Linked DNA regions of Homo sapiens: region 2 is linked to region 1. The links are chromatin loops, found by intact Hi-C in ENCODE. Cell type or tissue: OCI-LY7. All regions are shown on one strand. Links, peaks and the distances in the headings refer to the core of each region. The heading gives the core; the rest is flanking DNA.

Region 1 (10,752 bases), core at 1,332-9,331:
GGCAGAGTGAGGTAGGCAGCTGAGGACACAGCAGGCATGGATGCTGCCCTCAGACCTCAGCTCAGATTCTGATCACCGCTTGCCTGCTGTATGACCCTGGGCAAGGGGCTGCTGACTCTGAGTCTTAGTTCCTATATGGAAAATGGGAAAGGCAGATTCCTTACCCAGAATGGACAGACTGAGGAGGGTGACAGGAGATGATGCCGGTTTGTGCCCACCGTGGCGGGGATGACACAGCACATGCTCAGTGAGGGCTGCTTGTCACCATCATCATGACAGCACTGTTGGCCTTGGAAAGCCTACCTCAGTCTCCATGCTGGTTCAGCGCTGGGAGATGGGTGTGGAAGAAACTGGCACACAGAGCCACCTGCAGGGCTGGGAACCAGCGGGCGTCTTTTTCCTGGGAGGGTCAGGGCCTTTCTTCACCCTGGTTGGAGCCACTGCCTATTTCTGTATTGCGGTGTATCGTGGTAAATGCAAATCAGACCCATCCCGCCAGCTTCCCACTGCACTCAGAACCGAAAGCCTGGTTCTGCCCCACAGTTCTGCCACCCCGCACCTGCCTGCTCCCTTCCATGAGAGCCTCGTTCCTGCCTCAGGGCCTTTGCATCTGCTGTTCCCTCCCTCAGCTCTCTGCACAGCTCTCTCTTCAGGTCTCAGCTTAGCAATCACCTGCAAGGGAGGCCTTCCTGAGCACCCTTGAAGAAGTAGCCCCCAGGCACTGTCTCCTCACCCAGTTTACTTCCTCTAGGCCATTTACAGGCATCCTGTTTAATTGTTCTTTCTCAACATCTGTCTTCTCTCAAGAAAATATCCTGTCCACAAGGCAGGGTCACCCCCTGTCTTGGTTATCGTGGCATCCCCCAGTGCACTGAATGGGGCCTGGCACACAGCAGGTGCTAATAAATGTTTGCCAACCAAACGAATGAATGACCTCAAGCCACACTCCCTCATTCACCCCCAGCTGGTTCAGGGGATCGTGGGTGCCACACTGTAGCTCTACTTATTTCACATGCCACACCCTTTGAAGGTTTGGTGAAAATCCCACCCCAGACAACATTCTTCCTACAGTCTAAATCTACACTGGGTAATTACTTTCAAATCCACACTAATAATAGGTCTTGTGATTACAGTTTATTTGCTGCGACTTTAGTTAATGGGCTGGATGGAATATTTGCATCTAGAAAGTTCCCCTGATGTTTTAAAGAGCTCCCAAATTCATCCACCAAAAGGAAGAGAAATAGCAAGAAAGAATAACTCAGAGAACTGCATTGTTGCCTCTTGGTGCAGGAGAGGCTCTCGGTGCAGAAAGAGCCCCAGAGTGTGTGCAGGAGGTCTGCAGACAAGCCCCTTCGCTTCTCTCAGCCTCAGTCTCCTCATCTGCAAAATGGGTTGGTAAACCTGGCTGGCAGGGGAGGAGACCGTGAATCAATCCCAAACCTTGACAGCCGTGATGACTTTGCAATTTGCTAAGAGCCTCTGCACCACTATCCCAGTCATGTTTTTCTTTTAACTATTTTTAGTTAAATGCATTTGAAAGGGAGTTTTTCTTTCACTACCACAAACGGAAAACCAGGATCACTTGCTGTCTTCGTCTATTTTGTGCTGCTGTAACAGAATATCTGAGACTGGGTAGTTATAAATGTATTACTCACAGAGACTTATTGCTCAGTTCTGGAGGCTGGGAAGTCTAAGGTCAAGGGGCTTGCACCTGGCAAGGGCCACCCTGCTGCATCCTCCCGTGGCAGAAGGTGGAAGGGCCAAAGAGCACTACGGAGGGATGGGGGCCGAACTTATCCTGTTTATCAGGGCCCGCTCCCAGGACAACTACCCCACTTCTGAGTTAACATGAACCCCTCCTGGCCCAACCCCTTCTTCAAGGCCCCAACCCTCACCGCTGCTGCCCTGGGGACTAACTTCCCAATGCATGAACTTTGGGGGACAAATTGAAACCACAGCACTAGAGCACAGTCCCCCCACCCTGTCTAACACAGCCCCTCCCTGTTTCTCTTCTCTGGTGCCTGGTGTTCTGTGACCCACTGATCACTTTGTGTGTTTACCATCTGTTTCTCACACTGGATTAGTTTCATGTCTGTCCCGTAACTGCTGAGTCCCCAGGGCTTAAAGCAGGGCAGCGTGCTAACGCAGTGGGTGGCGAAGGAACAGATGAAAGTGGAGGGGGAAGAGGAACTGCTGGCCATTCGTGCATGTGCTCACCCAGCACCTGCATGCTGACGACGCCCTCGCTTGACCTCTGCTCACTGCAGGGCTGAGGTCCAGATACCTCCACCACATCTATGAGAGCACAAGCTTAGTATGCCGAGGCCCACCAGCTTCCCGAAGCCTGCTCCTCCCCACTCCTGCTCTCTCCAGGCCCCCACCCACTCACTCTCACTCCTCCCAGCCTCCACACCCCTCCCTGGTTCCTGTCGCCCTCCCCGCTCCTCTGAATGGCCTTAGTACCCTCCCTACCCTCCTTGATTCAGCTCTCAGCCAGACCAATCCTTTGGCTGAACCTACATGAGACCATGGCCCTCTTCTGCTCAGTACCCTCCCGGGGACCCCACCCCACTCAGAATAAAAACCCCAATCCTTGCCATGATCCACAGGCCCTGCTTTACCCCCTGGGCCTTATTTATCCTCCTCCTAACTCTGCCTCGGGCACACTGGCCTGTTGCAGTTTCTCCAGCTCCAGCTCCAGGCTCTCCTGCCCCAGGGCCTTTGCATGTGTCATGCTTTTTGCCCAGGGGGATATTCAAAATATTTAACACAGGCACTGGCCCCCACCACTCCAAAACACCTCCTGCTAGGCTAAGTATTAACTCCTTTATTGCAGATCCTAGGGACATCTGAAGAGGGCCAGGAGAAGGGCTGGACAGAGACAGCAGCAGTGGGAGCCCCTCTGGGGGTCCAGACAGTGGGCTTTAACCCAGGGGCATGAAAAGATTTCAGTATTGTAACGACAGGTGTGTAACCGCTGGACATATGCCCTGACTTGGCCTGGCCCACTCCTCTCCTATTGGCCAGGAGGCCCCCTTGGGCCCCTCCCCAAAATACACTGCCACACCCCATCCTGGCCTTTTACTTTAGCACTTGTCACTATAAAACCACACAGCCCTAAAATATAAACAACCCAAGTGTGCATCAACAGATGATGGATAAACAATGCGATCTGTCCATACTATGAAACATTATTTAGCCATAAAAAGAAATAAAATTTGGGGAGCACTAGCCCATGCCTGTAATATCAACACTTTGGGAGGCTGAGGCTGGAGAATTACTTGAGCCCAGGAGTTTGATACCATACTGGGCAACACAGTGAGACTCAGTCTCTACAGAAAAAATTTTTTTTTAATTAGCCAGGTGTGGTGGTGCACACCTGTAGTCCCAGCTACTTAGGAGGCTGAGGTGGGAGGATCCCTTGAGCCCAGGAGGTCAAGGCTTCAGTGAGCTGTGTTTGTGCCACTGCACTCCAGCCTGGGTGACAGAATGAGACCCTGTCTCAAAAAAATTGTTTTTAAAGAAATGAAGTACCGATATATGTGGCAACATGGATAAACCTTGGAAACATGATGCTAAGTTAAAGAAGCCAGACACAAAAGGACACATCTTCTATGATTCGAATGGTGTGAAATGTCCAGAACAGGCAAATCCATAGAGGTAGAAAGCAGATGAGTGGCTGCCAGGGAATGGGAGGAGGCCTAGGGAGTATGTGGACGGCTGCGAATGGGTATGGAGTTTCTGCCTGGAGTGATGAAAATGTTTTAAAACCTATTGTGGGGATGGTTGTGCAACTCAGTGAATTTACTAGAAAGCATTGAATTGTACACTTTTAAAAACACTGTATATTTTAGGCCGGGCACGGTGGCTCACGCCTGTAATCCCAGCACTTTGGGAGGCCAAGGCGGGTGGATCACGAGGTCAGGAGATCCAGACCATCCTGGCTAACACGGTGAAACCCCGTCTCCACTAAAAAATACAAAAAATATTAGCGGGGTGTGGTGGCGTGCACCTGTAGTCCCAGCTACTCGGGAGGCTGAGGCAGGAGAATGGCGTGAACCTGGGAGGCGGAGCTTGCAGTGAGCCAAGATCGCGCCACTGCGCTCCAGCCTGGGTGACGGAGCAAGACTCTGTCTCAAAAAAAATAAAACAACAAAAACAAACTACTGTATATTTTAAATTTCTATATTCTATATTTTGGTTTGTTTCCCTACTGTTAGCACGCTAGCTTCATGAAGGTAAGGATTTTTGTCTGTTTTATTCACTATACTCTAGTGCCTGGAATACCACCGGTATTTAATAAAATGTGAAATGAGTGACTGAATGAGTGAGTGGATGTATGAATGAATGATTGCAATCTGAGCTCAAGGTGCTGCTCCCCAGTGAGTCCCAGCACTCAGGCACACCCCCATCCCGTGTTGCACCTCTCTGTGTCCATGTGTGCCACCCACTGGCTGCAAGTCCCCCACAGGACATGCTCATGGAGTCTGTGGGGTGATTGGTGACAGGCCTGGTGCAGGGGCAGGTCCTGGTAGAGGTAGGCCCCACGCTGGGCTGAGAGACTCTACAGCCCACCACATCCCGAGAGCCCCTTCTCCCTCCCCACAGCCTGGTGTTGATTTAAAGGGACTTTGCTGGGCTTCTGCCATGTGCCAGGTGCTCTGCTGGGCCTGAGGAGGCACACTAAGGGGACCTGGCACCCTGTGACTCGTATGAGCTCCGTAGAGATTTTAGACTTCGATCCTTGAGCTCAGAAGGACCTCAGCCGGGGACACTCAGGCACAGACAGGCTGAGAATGGAACCCGGGTATCCACAGTTCCCTTGACCAAAAGCCCTGTGCGGAATTTGAACCCCAGCCGCGGGGACAGCACTGGAAGACTGCACGGAGCTGCCTGACCAGCCAGGAGGAAGATTAATTTGGATTTGGCTGGCCTGGCCTCCTCCTCACCGCCCACACTCCTCTGCCCTGATGACCCATTCTGTGCTCGGTTTCTACGGCCTTCTCCCAGAGAGGTTTGTAAAGACTTCTCGTCACTCCGGTCTTGACTCAGTGGACACTCTCTCAGGGAGGGCTCCTGCCCACCTCTGTCCTGCACTCCCTACGCCATCGCTCACTCAGGTGCATGCCTTGACCCCGTCACCACTCTCCGAGGGCAGCAGCATCGGTCTCTCTGCCAGGCTGCTGGTTGCTGTCCTCCTTCCTCATTGGCATACAGACTCCAGGAGGCCAGGGGAGTCTGTTTTATTCACTGAAGCAGGCTCAAGCCATAGACCGTGCCTGGCACATAGCAGATGCTCAAAAAATATTTGCCGAATGAATGAGGGAGTTTGTTTACAGGACAGATGCTGGAATGAGACCCAGGACAGTGTTGCTGGGCCTTTGACTTGGGCTTGGGCCTACTGAAACCCATGCATCTTTTCTCCCATCTCTTCCCCTGGCCTCCTGGCCTCCCTGCCCTCCCTGAGCACAGCCCTCCTTTGTGACTACTGCAGGAGCAGGGGCTGGGGTGTGAAAGGACCCAGAAGCCCAGGTGGGACGGGCCCACAATGCTCCCAGGAAGCCCGACTTGGCTGTGCCTCAGCCTTGCCCCCGCTGACCTGTCTGTTCACCCCAGCTGTTCCTATGACCAGGCCCTTGTCAGCCCTCCCTCTGTATTCAGGGAAACTGAGAGGTGCCTGAAGCTCCAACATAAAAAACAAAGACACAGGCAGGCAGAGGACACGTGTGGCACATTTGGGGAGTCTTCAGGGGTTTTCCTAGGAAAGCCACATCCTCTGTGGAAGCCTAGACTGTTCAGGCTTCCTCCCAGGTCTCCTCTTTGGTCTGGGAGGGCAGCTTGGGTGGGGTCGGGGTGGGCAGGACCTGGAGGCGCTGGAGCAGGGCAGTCATGGGGGAGGTGGTCAGTGTCCCCAGGCCCCCCAGGCAGTTCTAAGGGCCTGTGCATGGTCGAGGCCAGGAGGAAGCTAAGCACAGCTCTTTCTGGGGTCAAGCTACCCTGCACTGCGCGGGGTCAATTGCCCTGCACTGTGCAGGGTCAGAACTGACTGCATCAAAAGGGGCTAGTGAGATGCCTGTGCCTAGGGCTAAGCAAGCCAGCAGGGACATACCAGGCAGGAGAAGAAGACCTTGTGAGCTTCTGCCAGCTCTGAGGACACCGTATCACGGGGGTGTTTCCATAAAGTGCTCAGGGAAGTAAGTTCTGGGGTTAGTACAGCTCAAAGGCGCTAGGTGTAATGCTCAGAAGTTCCAGCAGAGGGCAGCGCGCGGCTGCTGCAAAGTCCTGCAAAGAGATACCTGCAAAACACGCCCCGGCTGACCACGGACGTCCCAGAACGCTGTTGACCTGGCTCCTTCCCAGGCCTGCCCAGGCCTCATTCCCTGGCCACATGTCCTCTCCCCATCTGGGTTAGGCTAAAATAATCCCAGGAACTGAGATGCTGCCAAGAAGACACAACACAGAGACAGGACCCTAAGGACCAGGAGCAGCGCGTGCCTGGGTGCTGGGGGCCTCTCTGAGACGGCGACATTTAAGCCAAGAGCTAAATAATGGGAGAAGTCAATTTTAGCCCCTAACCCGAATTATTTCTGTTCCCTCACCAGAACAATCTCAATGGTGTCTCCTCTATCAACCCCTCTGATGGTGGCCTCTTCGCGTAAAACAGTCCACCAACATTCAGGCCCTGCGCTCTCTGGCCCCACCCACCTTGCAGGGTTCCTGTCCCAGTGCCAGCCCCTCCTCACTCTGCTCCAGGCACGCTGGCCAACTTTCCATCTCCAAGGCCGAACTTCTTCGAGTCCCGGGGCCTTTGCCCTTGCTGTTCCCTCTGCCGCGAGCACTCTTCCCCCTCCCGTAGCCGGCTCCTCCCATTATTTAGCTCTTGGCTCAGAGAGGCCCCCAGCACCCAGGCACAAGCTGCTCCTAGTCCTCAGGGTCCTATCTCTGTGTTGTGTCTTCTTGGCAACATCTCAGTACTTGGGATTATTTTAGCCTAACCCAGGTAACAAGTGACTAAATCACATCTCGGTGGCTCCACACAGGTCCTGCCCCTGCCCAGGGCACAGTCTGTGGTTTCACCAACTCCAGCTGGGGAGGCGAGAGGATACAGAGAGGCATTAAGAGCAAATAAACAAACTCACTTATAAAGGAGACATCGTCCCTCAGCCAGAGCCTCAGCCCCATACCTGACAAGACTAATCGGGCTCAAGGACGGAAGGAGACCTGGGGCCTCCATCCCAGCCCTGCCTGCTGCAGGGATGCATGCTCCTCCAGCATCCCAGGCGGTGCCATCTGAGCCCCAGCACCTTCAGTGATGCAGAGTTTATGTCCTCACCGGGCCCCAGGGGAGACCATTAGGAAGCTTCCTCCACAGGAGGAGCTGGGCTCCACCTCCTGCCATGCGCAGACGAGGGGCTTCATCCAAGTAACTGGTCCCTGTGGCTCAGGGCAGGAACTGGGGAGGCAGGGCTGCCTCCTCCCCAAGCTCAGGGGATGCCACGAGGGAGGAGGTTATTCAGTGTGATTCCTACGTGTGTCCCCTTCATCCAGCACATGGGGTGTGTGGCAAACCCTGGACAAGGGGACACAAGACGCATGCAGCTACAGCCTGGCGGCAGGATCAGGCCCGAGCACTGATGACGACTGAGGCATACACAGTTGGATCCACTGTCTGGCATCCAGCCCCTCTTATCCCTGAACCTCCTCCCCACTGTTGGTCCACGTGACTCCGCTAGGTCTCCCCCTGTCCGTTCTCAGCACCCTCTAGGTCCAGGGATGTGCACGTGATCCAGCCTGGCCAATCAGAGCATAAATCCCTCTGTTCTTCATAGTGATTGGCTTAGAGATGGGCTTGTAACCTGAGTCAGGCCAATGAGAGTCAGCCCTGGCGCTTTTGCAGATCTGAAAAAGAGACCTCTTCCGGCTGGGGCCACTGAACTAACTGGCTGTGAGCCTGGGGTTCCTGGTGCCTATCGTGTTATACTGTAAGAGCAAACCTTCCCAAGAATGAAGAAACAGGGCTGAGGGATGAAGAGAGAGAGAGAACCGTGACATCCGATCAGGGTCCTCACTGATACACCGATGGTAGCAGGTGGCACCTCGTATCACAGTGGAGAAGCCGGTGCTGTGGGAGTTCTAGGATGGAAGGCACTTGTGGCAGGGAGATCATGGAAGAGGCAGGGACTGCATCAGGCCTTGAAGGATGAGAAAGTTAACACAGGAAGATGAGTGATCAGGCATTCCAGATGGAAGGCGAAGGCAAGGCTTGCAGGGGCTGACCTTGAAAAGAAGGATTTCACTTCCACCCCTCTCCCGGAGCCACCTGGAAGTCCCATCCCTGCTCTAGACTCCCTCCCCCAATCATATACAAAACACAAACCACAGAGGCTGGCGAGATGCAGAGTGATGTCTGAGCCCCTTTAATTTTGTTCCTTTTTGTCAGGAAGATCTGTGTCCACTCAACCTCTCTCTCCTCCTGACACCCCCCACCTGGTGCCAGACCCTGCACTAAGTACTGTTCGTGGATCAGCCTGTGAGACTGCTTCCACCATTCCCCTCATAATACAGTTGTGGAAACTGAGGACAGATAAATCAGGAGTATGGCCTGTTCCTGGCCATACTACTGGACAGAGGGCTGCAGGGCTCAAACTCAGGCTGACAGGCTCCAGCAGCCACGAGCTCCGGGATCTTCTCCCACTGAGCACGGTGTGACCTGCCGAGAGCACCTGACCCTTCTGGGCCTCCACTGGGAATTCAGGGAAGATCAATAGTTGAGTTCAATTGTTACCTCCCCAGGCAAGGGATACATTTCGATGGACCATGGACACAGACTGAACCAGCTGCAGGCCACACGCTGAGAGAGGAGCCCAGCAAGTGCTCCTAAGCTTGTGGCTGTGGCTGCGGTTTTGTTCGGTGGTGATCATGACCATTTGTTGGAGCCACACCTGGGCAAACGCTATTGCACCGAGAGCCCCCCTCCTCTCCACCTTGCTTCTGGTTTACTGCAGTTTAATAACAATGCTCCACAAGTCAACCAGCCCAAGAATCTACCTCCATCTCTGCCTGTGGGTGGACCCCAGGCTGCGATGTGTAGTCTGGTCCACAGTATACACTGTCTTTCCCAGAGGTGAGCCTGGCATGGTCCCCGTCGTTCCTGAAGGCCCCAGGGAGTTGGAAAGGTGTGGTCAATCCCCGACCCCCACCTCCCAGGGCATCTCTGAGGAACCTGTGAAAAATGCACATTCTCGGGTCTACCCAGACCTCCCAAGCAGAAACCCTGAGGTGGGGCCCAGCCATCTGGGATTTAACCAGCCTTGGCGATGCTGGTGTGCGCTCCTTTAGGGAAGTGCTGGCTTCGTGGAAACAGCAGCACCGGGGGCTGATGGACAGAGCTAAGAACATTTGAGACATGTGTTTCCTACTTAATGCATACCCAGCGCCTCCTCAGAGGCCGAGTTGCTTCCTGCTCAGTGATAATCATTGCCACTCCCCCCTCCTTTCCCAGCCATCTGGGGCCTTTTCCGCCACTCCATGACACTGGGTGGCTCGGTGGGGACGCTGAGGACGCAATCACCAGCCTTTTAGGAACTGGCGCTTGTAAAAGAGGTGGGGACGTCCTTCCTCAGAGGATGCTGAGCACGCCTGTCGGGACGGGCAATTTGCAGAGGGCTCCAGATGCAGCAGGACAATGGAGGCTGATTGGCAGGGAGCGGGCGGGGCAGCTTTTATTCCACAGCCCCACGCAAAAGCGCTGAGCCAGCTGCAGAGGAGAGAGGCCTGGGAAGGATGAGGCTGAGGGAGGGGCGGCGAGATTCACGTGAGACCTCATGCATTCACTGATTTATTCACACATGCCTGCATTCCCTCATTTGGAAGGCATCATGATGGGGTGGGAAGAACCCTCTGAGTCGTCCAAGCTCCATGGCTTCAATCCTGGCTCCTGCACATCCTTGGTTCCTCCTGCCTCAGTATCCGCATCTGTGATCTGGGCTGCTATGAGGCAGAGAAAGGACCCCATGGGTGAAAATGCCCAGCACCCTCCCTGGCTCTTCATAGGTCCCAAGTGTAGACTCAGCTTTCCTATCCCCTCTTTTTCTTCTCATTCATTCAGACACGTATTGAGCACCTAGTGTGTACCAAGATCTGACCTGGGCAGTGGGAGGCACAGGTAAGACCTCCAGGCTACGCCCTAGCTCTTGGGGAGCTCACAGTCTTGGAGGTGGGGCATGTGGGGGACAGGCCTCTAAGTGATCTCAGGGCAGGGTCAGTGTTGTGAGAACCATCCATTCATTTATTCACTCATTCCTTTGCTTATTCACTCAACAAAATTTACTCTGTCACCATACACTGGGCCGTGTAGGGCACACGCCCTTCCCAGAAGGGATTCGCAGTCTAGCAAGAATCAAGTATTTGGGGGGCATAGAGGGCAAGACGCTGACTTAGCATTGGGAAGACACCACAGAGGAGGTGCCATATGAGGTGAGTTTTGAAGGATGTATATGAGTTCGCTGTGGCCTGGGGTTTATGTGAAGAAAACACACCCCAGAGAGGAAGGAACATGAGCAAAGGCACGGCAGCCTCCTGGTGCTTCCGAAGACCATGCTGGCAAAGGGCAGCACAGTCCCAGCCACTTGGCTACATACCCAGAATAGCACTGTCACGCTTGAAGGAGGCACAGAAGCTGCCCCAGCTACCCTCCCACCAGTGCTGGGCCTTCGACAGACAACCATCATTTAATGAGCACCTGCTGTGCAC
Region 2 (10,752 bases), core at 1,607-9,606, 260 kb after region 1:
GGACTCCCTCACCCCCAGCTCTCGGTCAGGTGATTCGTTTCCTAGGAGGGGCAGGATGTCAGCTTTTCTTTTCTTACCATGCCCCCAGCTACAGCTTGCTGAGACTGAGTCCCAGGAAAGTGGGCTCAGAGGTGGGGGCTCTCATCTTCCACCCAGAACCCATTCGTGGGATGGAGGCTCTGCCTTGGGTGCGGCACCCGTGAGAATACTGGGGCCCGGCTGCCCTTCCCTGGCTCATGGGGTGGGGTTCCCTGCTAAGAGAGGCCAGCCAAGGAACACTGGAGCTGCTGCCCCACTCACCAAGGACCCAGCTCCTAACGTGCAGGTGTCACCAGAGAGAGATGCACCACTGTGCCCAGCACCATAGCTCTGGCTCAGAGAGTTTGCCTGGGAAAGCAGCTGGTGCACAGCAACTAAATGCACCCAGAAAACAGGTGTGAGTTGCTCCTGAAGGAACTGACTTCATGCGCAACAGAGCTCGGAGAAGTCCAAGCCTAAGCACACTCTCCAAAACACTGCAAGTTGTGCTGAAAGGCAACTGGGAGGTGACGGAGAGCCTGGGAGGTGTGGGCTACACTGGAGGCCGGCAAGTTTGCCAGAGACAAACGGAAAAAGAGAGAGGTAGGAAGAGCTCTCCTGGGGTCAGAACAAACCTTAAACATCTTCTAGGGAAAGGGTCCCTTCAAAGGATCCTGAATAGGATTGGACTGAGTTGTGTAGGAATGTGTGCCCCAGGGAATTACTGAAGACAGTGGAGCAATCAGCCTCAATTAGTGCAGCTCAACAGTTGAGTGGTCAGTGAAAGACAGCCAAAAAAAGCCCTGCAAAGGCCACAGTCATCCCAGAGTGACAAAGGACATACCAAGGTGTTATCCCCTAAGAGCAGTATCAGAGACTTCTTACTGGGGAAAAGTGTGTGTGTGTGGGTGCGTGTGTGTTCAGCAAAATAACACAGCCTGTGTGTGTGTGTGTTCAGCAAAATAACACAGCCTGTGTGTTTGTGTGTGTGTGCGCGTGTGTTTTTGTGTCTTCAGCAAAATAACAAGGCCAGTCACTAAAGAAGTAAACAAGCAAATAATAATAACAAGCTCCAGCATGGGGATGGGGAATCAGTACCCAGAGTTTCTACAATACATTACCTAAAATGTCCAGTTTCCAACAATTATAGGACATGAAAAAACAAAACAAAACAAAACAAAACAAAACAAAACAAAACAAAAAACAAAACAAAACAGGAAAACATGACCCGTACTCCAGAAAAAAGGCAGATGACAGAAACTGTCTGTGAGGGCCACCAGAGATCAGATTCACCAGGCAAAGCCTTCCAACCAAACAACGATGAAGGGAGTAAAGGAAGATTTGATAACAATCTCATATCAAACAGCGAATATCAATAAAGGGGAAAAGTTACAGGAAAAAAAATAGAAATTCTTTTTTTTTTTTTTTTTTTGAGATGGAGTCTCGCCCCGTCGCCCAGGCTGGAGTGCAGTGGCGCAATCTTGGCTCACTGCAAGCTCCACCCGCTGGGTTCACGCCATCTCCTGCCTCAGCCTCCCGAGTAGCTGGGAATACAGGCGCCCGCCACTACGCCTGGCTAATTTTTTTTTTTTGTATATTTAGTAGAGACAGGGTTTCACCGTGTTAGCCAGGATGGTCTCAATCTCCTGACCTTGTGATCAGCCTGCCTCGGCCTCCCAAAGTGCTGGGATTACAGGCATGAGCCACCGCACCCGGCCAGAAATTCTTAAATTGAAAAGTATAACAGCTGAAATGAAAAATTCACTAGAAGCGCACAAGAGTAGATTTAAACTGGCAAAAGAAAGCATTAGCAAACTTGAAGATGGACTGCCAGCTTACATTAGCAACACGCAAAAACATAAAAACTTAAAATAACATAATAAAAGCAGAACATTAAATTCTTCCATGCCATGAGCACAGCTAAAGTCAATGCTTGCAAGAGTAGGGAGAGGGTCAAGAGAGAAACACAGGAAAAATAGAGAAAGGTGAGACATCTTTTAAAAGCAATTTTCTTTATGGCTGTTACAGTGCTCCTTATGGAATAATATTTTAATCTTAAAGGATTGATTGAAAGGAAACCATTAGGTAACTAACAGTTTGTGGACAGGGAATACAAATCACAAAGGTTTCATGAGAATGACTAAAGTTGTAGAATGAATCAGAGAATCTAAAGACCTTGCTAATTATAGCTAATGTGATTAAGTGCCAGCTTTTTTTTGGAGACAGGGTCTGGGTTTCTCACCCAGGTCTGTTGCCCAGGCTGGAGCATGACCACTGCTCAATGCACCCCTCAACCTCCGGGGCTCAAGCAATCCTCCTGCCTCAGGTTCCTGTGTAGCTGGGACCACAGGCCTGTGCTACCATGCCCAGCTAATTTTTGATTTTTCTTTTTTTTTTTGTAGAGATGGGGGTCTCACTATATTGTCCAGGCTGGTCTTGAACTCCTGGGCTCAAGTGATCTTCCTGCCTTGACCTCCCAAAGTTCTGGGATTCCGAGTGTGAGTCAAGTGCTAGCTTTCAAAATGATCAATCAATTAACCACACAACAGCCCAGATAAGGAATGAAAACCAACAGTGGGGACCGATGGCCCAAGCTTACCATGGCGACACCCCTGGCCTCCTGGTAGGCCACCTTGACAACATCTGCGGTGCTGGTGTTGAGGAAGAAGTAACCTGAGCCTTCCCTGATGCGGAGCTCTGCCTGCAGGAGGCAGATGCAGGGAGGGTTGGGCCGCATGTGGGAGGGCGAGGAGTCCCCCCGTGGGTCTTGCCCAGGAAGGTGGCAGGGCAAGGACTGTACCTGGATGCCAGGGTGGTTGTAGATGGTCACCTCTTCTGGGCTCACCCTCACGTCCTCCACCAGGATGAGCTCTATGGAGGCCGACAGAGGCACCAGAGGGTCATGCTGAAGGACAAGGGCAAGGCCATTAGATCCAGGAGGACATGATTAGGCTGCCCCTCGGGAAGAACAGGCCCAAAAGCCCTAGGGCCTGGCCTTGCTCCTGGCCACAAGCCCCTGGTGCTCCTGAGCCCAGCAGAATGGCCACAGACCCTTTGAGGTCTCCCTTCAGCCTCCTGAGGTGGAATGAGTTGCTGGCTCCTCCACTCCAGACTGAGGAGAGGGTTGGGAGCAATCCAGCTTAGAAGACGCCACCCCAACCCACCAGGCCCCAGTGGTGGGCAACTCACACACACGCCCTGCCTTGCAGGACCTCACAGCAAAGGGTCAGCTTCAGAGCATGTGGCCGCTGGCCAGGCCAGGCATCGGGGGAGGGTCCCCTGGAAGTGTGGCCAAGGCTGGCTCAGGAGAGGACAATGACAGCCCTCATCCCCTAGGGTGGCACATGACCCACTGAGCTCTGCTTCCCACCATGTGTCACACAAAGGAGCCACCCAGATCTGAGGCCCCCAGGAATCACGTGTTTGAGCACCTCCTCAGGGCCACAGGTGTGCCAGGCACTCGGGGTGCAGCAACTGCCGGCAGGGAGAGGCGACTCCAATGCACGGATGGAAGAGCAAGAGTGAGTCAATGACAGGAAGGTGTGCATTGTGGGTGACAAGGACAAGGAAGGTGTCTGCAAGGGAGAGCAGCTCTCAGGGGAACACAGACTGCAAGGGGAGGAAGCCTGAGTGACTCAGCTATGGGGGGTGGGGGGACATCAGGGCAGGGAGGAAGTGCAAAGTCATGGGGATAACATGTCAGGGTGCTCAGGCATCAGGCAGGAGGCCGTGACGCCCCCTCACTCCCAATCAAGGGAATCCTGGTGCCAGTGAGGACTGAGCCATCAGGTATAGGCACAGGTGTGCCCCTTCAGTGACCCCCTCCCTCCAGGCCAGCCTCCCCAGTGCTGCCCCCACGGGACCCCAGCCTCTTTCAAAGTTTGCTCCCAAGAGGACAATAGAAGTGCCTCATCCTGGCATTTAGGGACCATGGGAATACAGTTACAGTCCCACCTTCTCCTTCCAGCCTGTACCTGCTGCCTCCACCTTATTCAAGACCTAAGTTTCCTTGTGGCTGTACCCCCCATGAGGTGGCTGTCATCCAGGAAGGGCTATTCTTGAGAAGCCCTTCCCATTCCCACCTCCAATGTACCTATTGGTCCCCTACTATTAATAGCAGTGCCTCTCCTGGGGCCTCCAAGAGGCTGGGGTGGGGGAGTGGTGGTCAAGCAGACAGTGACTCAGGACACTGTGATACCCGGTGGAATTTAAGCAGAAGTAGGAGGCTTGCCCCGCTACCCATAGCCCACCCACCACTGGGCCCTGGGAGATACCGGCTGCTTTGTTCTGGCAGAGCTGAGGTGGGACTCCTGGTAGCCAGTGGCAGTGGCAGTGATGGCTGTGGTTCCTGATGCCTCGTGAACCAAAATGGCCTGCAAACCTGAGACCAGGAAGAAGGAAGCCACCGTTGGATGTCTGCCCATCACCACCCCTGAAGCAGCCCCTCCCTCCTTCTGATTTGCAGTTTCGAATCTGAAAACAGACAACTGTGTGTGTTGAAACTATGTGGATTGTAAGAGTTAACAGGATCTAAGCACAGATAACTAAGCTCCCACAGGCACTGGCCCACCTTGGCAGGCTTCCTGTCTGGTCTCTGTTCTCCTGCCTGGGCCATCAGGCTTGTGCCCAGCTCACCGTGCAGCTTCTTTTGGCCACTCTCATCGTCCTGGGACACCAGCTGCATGGGCAGCTCAGGCTCGATGCTGGCCAACACTGGCCTGGTGGACTCCCACTGGATGCTCAGAGAGCTGAAGTTGTCGAACCGGCGGCCCTCCTGGTCGTAAGCAGCCAGGTCCAGCCGGGGGTTGCGGTGGCTGGACACTGGGACCTGCAGGGAACACAGGTCAGATGTTGTGGTCACCCCCAGGACTGGACCTGGACACTGACCACGCAGTGCACTCTGAGGCCAGCAGCTGCCCTGTGGGCTCTTGGGGGTGCTGGTGAGGGAATGGGATATGCCAGAAAGCAATCCTCACTATTGCCACCCACCAGGTCCCCCCATGGCCCTGTCCAAGCTGGCCTCTGGCTCCAGACCACAGCTCTCAGTGGAATGAGAACCACTAGGGGGCCTTCAGCAACACTGGAGGCATTTCTGGCTGTCCCTACGCATGAGTCAGGGGGTTGCCACTGGCATCTACTCGGGAGAGGTCCATGATGCTGCTAAACACCCTACGATACACAGGACAGCCCCCCACAGGAACTATCTGGTCCCAAACGTCAACAGTGCTGAAGCTGGGAACCACCATCCTGACCTACTACTGTGGGCAGGCTGCTCTCCTTCCCCTCTGCCCTCACCTTCCCAAATGATTGCCATCCCCCACCCAGGCACATGTCGGTGCCTCTAGGATGGCCCCACTAGTGGTTTCACAGGAATGCAGATTTCAACGCCTAAGATGTCCCAGAGCTACTGGGTTTGTACAGCTCCTTTGAAAGTGGAATACTCGCCTAATCCTTAAATGTCCCAGGAAGGTGGAAGGGGTCATCCCCACGTGAAGGAAGCACAAGCCCAGTCAGGGAAAGGAGCTCATCCAAGGAGGTTCGCAATGGGAGCGCCAGGCTGCAGGTCCAAATCCTGGATTCCCACCACTCTGGGGTGATCTCTCGCTCCCCGAGCGGACTCTCCCCTTAGAAACCAGCTGAATCAAGCCTCTTTCCTGTGGGCTATCCCTCCCTTCTCTGGCCACATAGCATGGGGGCAGTGTGGGCTGGGCCATAAAGCAGAGGCCAAGTGTCTCTGACCCCACAACTTGGACTCAGCCCCAGCTCCACCTCTCAGTGCCCAGGCAAGTTATGAACTCCCTGAGCCTCAGTTTCTCCAGCTATGACACACAAAGCACAACTGAGGGATTTAAATATGGGGACTGCAAGGTCATTTTAGAGCCTTCCTACATTCGGGTAGGAAAGTGGGCAGCCATGAGCATCATTCACAAACAGGGCTAGTTTTCCATTCGGGGAGAGGGGGATCCTGCAGGAAGAACTACCCTTCTCTCATCCTCTGGTTAGAAGTGACTGAGGCACTTGTTCTGGCCAGTGAAATGGGACTAGGGGGAAGCTTCACTGCCAGATCCCGACCTGCCACATTCCCTTTCTCTCCACAGTGGCACCTGCCATGATCAACATGGTGGCTGCTCCACAGCCCATGTCTTGGAATGAAGATCACAATGACACAAAGCAGGTCTCCCAGCCAACTAGAGAGGCTCATGCAGCATGGGCAAGAGGTGAGCTTGTGCCATGTGAAGCTACGGGATGTGGGCTTGTTTGCCATGGCAGCCTGGCCAGGCCCCGCCTGCCTGACCGATACAGTCACAAAACACCCCACCTGCACCATGAGGGCTCCTCCCAACTCCTTCTAGCTCTCTTGCCCCAAGAGAACACTTGATTCAAGCAGGCTACAAATTCTTAATCCACACCCTGCTCTGAGTAGGCCAGCACCATCAGCAGGCATGCAAAGGTCTCATCATTATTCATAATATAGAAGCCGGGAGTTTGGGCAGGGGCTGTAGGGACCTATCCTAGGTGCTCCATGGCTCCCCCAGATGCAATCCTGGCTGGAAAACCAATGCTCCTCCAGGGAAGGAAATTGACACTGGCCAAGCACATGTGCAAGCTAACTGGCCCATTTGAGGCAACAACATAAGCCCCATATTACAAACAGGGAGGCTGAGGTCCAGGGACGTTAAATGTTGAATGACTTGTCCAAGGTCACACAGGTTTAGGGGTGGAACTCAGCTGGCCTGATTGTAGAGCCCAAGGACCTCCCCTGACTCAGTGTGGCCAATCTCTGGTGTCTCAATCTGGGGACAGCCCCATTCAAGCCCCTAATCAGTCCCATGCAACTGGTGCCCACCCACAGTGAGTGAGCCACACGCTAGAGGACCTGCTCAGAGGGCCAGGGTCAGGCTGAGCCTGGCTCTACCTTGTCATTCTGATCAGTCAATTCCATTCTGGTGTCTCTCCTCACCAATAATTTAATCTGCAAACACATCTTGGGTAGCCTCTGAAGTTGGAGAGTATAAAATTACCTTGATCCTGCATCCAGGCTGCATTGCAGGAATATATCTTTCTCAAAGTTCCCTAATGACTGGCCAGGCATGGTGGCTCACGCCTGTAATCCCAGCACTTTGGGAGGCCGAGGTGGGCGGATCACGAGGTCAGGAGTTTGAGACCAGCCTGACCAATATGGTGAAACCCTGTCTCTACTAAAAATACAAAAATTAGCTGGGTGTGGTGGCGCATGCCTGTAATCCCAGCTACTCAGGAGGCTGAGGCAGGAGAATCACTTGAACCTGGGAGGTGGAGGTTGCAGTGAGCCGAGATTGCGCCACTGCACTCCAGCCTGGGCAACAGAGCGAGACTGTGTCTCAAAAAAAAGAAAAACAAAAGTTCCCTAATGAGGCTGTAAATTGCCAGAGTCACACCTGAATGGCTGGCTGGTGGCTCAGGAACCTGAGCACTGATGGATCACACAGCTACTCCGTGTTTGAGGTCCATTATTTTCTGGCGACATCTATGATGTGCAAAGCCAAATCAGAGTCAAGCCCTGCAGCCATCATATTTAAGTCCAGAGAGACAACACTGGGCTAAAGCAGAGGTCCTGGCCAACAGACAGACCAGGACCAATCCAGCCCCAAGGTGGCCCGCTCAGCTCACAGACAACGCTAAGGACAGGGAAGATGCACATAGGTATGATTTGTTTTTCTTTGAAAATGAGAAAGCTGGGCCAGCCTGGGGTTGAATTGACTGTCCCTGAGCTGAGCAGGCTGCCTGTCCAGAGAGGACCTGCTCTCCAGTTCAGCTACTCCCTGGCCAGTTCTCCAGCAGTGTGGCTTCTCCACCCACGAGTCTGCAAGAGTCAAGGGTGAAGACAGGAGTGGCGCATGCACAGTGCATTCGCTGGTTCACTCATCCTTCGCTCCTAGTTACTGAGCTCCTCCTATGAGCCAGGGTCTGCTCTAGGACTCGCAAAGAATCAATGGAGTGAGTTCCACAGCGTTAGATAGCGGTGAGCTCGCACATGCCCTCCTCAGAGCCCCACTCCGCTCCTCCTGAGCAGCCTCCTCCTCACTCTGCTGCGTGCCCTATTTCACTTCCCTTGCAGCGCTTGCCACCTCTGATCCATCTTATTTGTGCATCTCCTGGTCTCCCTGTCATCTCTGGGAGGCAGGTTCCTTGCCTGTCCTGATTAGTGTGCAATCCAAAACTCAGACCTGTATCTGACACAGAGGACATGCTCCATAAGTACATGCTCAAGGAGTGAGGAGCTGCTCACCCACCTCCTCTGAAAAGGGGCTGGGGGCTGATGCTGGCCAGAGGATGTCCCATGTCCCTTACCCTGGACACACTCAGCACCTTGGGCTCTGAATGCCCTAGGGACTAAGGCATGGATGTGTCTCAAGTCCAAGGGGAGCAGACCTGTGGCTTCCCCTACCATCCCTGCTGTTAGACAAGACTCCCAAGGGACTTTCTTCCTCTCCCAACACTTACTTTTGAAACACAACCCCACGTCACCCACATCATGGGGATGCTGTAGCTGGTCACCTCTCCTCAGCAGCCCCCACGCCTACTCTGACCCTACATACCCTGTCCATAGACAGCAAGCCCCATTTTAACACCCTCAAGGCACAGAAGACAACAAGTTGTTTTTAAACTACCGAGTGCCAAACAAAGGCAGGCAGCAAATGTGGAAGAGGACTCTATCTTCACCTGGCACTGCCACTAGTAGCTGTGACTTTGGTATGTCTCTCACCTCTCCAAGCTGTGTGTCCCCTGCATATAAAACACAAATGAAACCAGCGTCCTCACAGGGCCAGTTGTTGAGACGAAGGAAGTGCAGCGTGGAGCTATGTCCGTTGCAATGCTCGGGACCATGGGCGAGGCCACCAATGTCCTCCTGCCCAAGCGGGTGGCACCCTCACCTCCTCCCGAGCATAGCCCACACTCACCACCTGCTTGTTCTGCTGCAGCAGCGGACAGGACATGTCCAGCTGGGGGCTGGTGTAGACAGGCGCGAGGGTGAGCCTGGACGGTGGGGCGCAGACGAACTTCACCACGGCAGGCTCCACCGCAGGAAAGGGGTTGGTGAGGCTGGGCTTGTTCCCCACCGACAGGGCGATGACCTGGTAGGGCACAGTGAACAGTCAGACCCCCAAGCTTGAGTTCTCACTCCTCTCTGAGCTATGCCACACCCCACCCCAGCTCCCTCTGACTCAGTTTTCTCCTCTATAGGATGGGAGTGATGACGATACCCATGCCACAGGGTCTTAACAAAGGCCCAGTGGCACACAGGTGGGAATGCACTTTCTCAACACCTAAGAGACTCTCAGATGGGAGCCCATGTGCCCTATGGGCTGCTCCTATCCCAGGGAAGAGGTAGACCCGGTGAGGCTTCATGGTTTCCCAGGACCCTGGGAAAACCCCACGGTTGCATTAGAAAATTCACAAGTTCAAGGATGCTTCAATGAGGAGTCCATATGGAGGTGAAAACACCCATGGAACGAGGAACAGACGTGGGAAGTGCATGCTGCAGAATGATGACAGGGCAAGCGAATCAGATAGGAGCTCTGCAGGACAACGCCCAGGAGGAGCTGCAGCCTGGAGGCAGGGCCTGCCCTCCGCCTGCTCATGCTCTGCAGCTCCAGGGGCTGCTGCAGAGAGGGAAATCCATGGTGCAAGAAAAGAGGGAAACCTGTCTGCCTGGAGAGCTGGGACCTCAGAAGTCATATCTGGCCTCCTCTTTTTTGGAGCACCATGGCTCAGGGCCCATCTTGAGGTAGCACCCTCAGCCTCCTCAGATAACATGCACTTGATGGAGGACACGAGCCCCTACCCCTCCTGACCATAAGGCAGGACCAAGGGCAGTGTCCTCCGTGACTCCACACAGGCTTTCTGTCTGCACCTGGTGCCGCATGTGAGGGAGCCACAGAGCAATGGATTGGGAGGGCCCTAGAGGTAACCCCAATTGGAGGTCACATTCTTACAGCCCTGAGAGGGGACAGGGATGGTGGGGTCATGCCAGGGATAAGAAATATATCCAACTTAATTCATGAGGAATTTTATTCTTCTTATTGTATTATTTATTATGATGCTGTTATTGTTCTTGTTGTTTTATTGTTTTTCTAAAACCACCCCACTGGTGAGTGGAACCTATCACCAGGCATCTTTTCTGGCCATACCAGGGCAGCTGTGGCATGGCTGATACCATAAGGGCACCGTGGGAGGCATGCATGTGCGTTTTATTGCCAACTGACATTCTTTGCCCTGCACACATGCAGGAAATACCCTTCACGTCCCAAAGAAATGGGCTCTCTCCCATCTTCCTGATTCCCGCCGAATACCCCTTTTGCTTTGGGCTTCCTGCCTTGGAAACAGAGCAGTAGATGCCCACCAGAAGCCCCACAAGCTCTCAGCTCACCCTCCCCGGGGAAGGAGTGTCAGGCCCCAAGGCGCCTGAACAGCAAGAAGCCCTCCAGCCAGCATGTGGGGATTCAGGTCACACATGTGTTTTGTCTGGTCCCCTCAGCCTCCTCAGCTTTTGGTTTTCAGCATTAAAAAACTTAAGAGATTACCTATACAAAAAAAAATATTGTGATTTCCAGGTTATCCTCAAGAACCAACAAGATGTGTCAAACCTGGGTCTACAGCCTCATTCATTTACGACCCTGGAGACATTGGACTTGTGACCCCCGAACTCAAAGCCTCCAGCTCTGGTTTGGTTAGTGGGGGATGCTGAAGCCC

What was found. A loop is a pair of places that touch in the nucleus more often than their neighbours do. Peaks named below come from ENCODE experiments on the same cell type or tissue, not always from the same donor. Only the 100,000 strongest peaks of a DNase experiment are listed, where the experiment ranks them.
Region 2: a loop joins it to region 1, with 9 times the contacts of the local background. A loop is called at or near these places in 6 of 110 quality-filtered maps.

What each region holds. Positions count from the first base shown.
Region 1 is chr3:13,086,081-13,096,832 of GRCh38, forward strand. It overlaps a transcript of IQSEC1 not described here. Among named protein-coding and RNA genes, the nearest start is that of IQSEC1, 18 kb to the left of the region's middle. RefSeq lists enhancers at 1,343-1,402, 1,453-1,542, 1,563-1,622, 2,263-2,762. In OCI-LY7, for the core only: CTCF peaks have their summits at 6,254 (motif pointing right) and 6,468; DNase peaks (open chromatin) are centred at 1,741, 2,131, 6,241, 7,851 and 1 weaker place; H3K4me3 peaks cover 533 bases; H3K27ac peaks cover 1,730 bases.
Region 2 is chr3:13,349,262-13,360,013 of GRCh38, forward strand. It overlaps NUP210 (nucleoporin 210), which reads right to left. Exons shown (of 40, transcript NM_024923.4): 16 at 8,961-9,134; 17 at 4,654-4,846; 18 at 4,293-4,399; 19 at 2,819-2,923; 20 at 2,618-2,719. Among named protein-coding and RNA genes, the nearest start is that of NUP210, 66 kb to the right of the region's middle. RefSeq lists an enhancer at 126-1,008. In OCI-LY7, for the core only: CTCF peaks have their summits at 5,052 (motif pointing right) and 5,252; no DNase peak of the experiment used is centred there.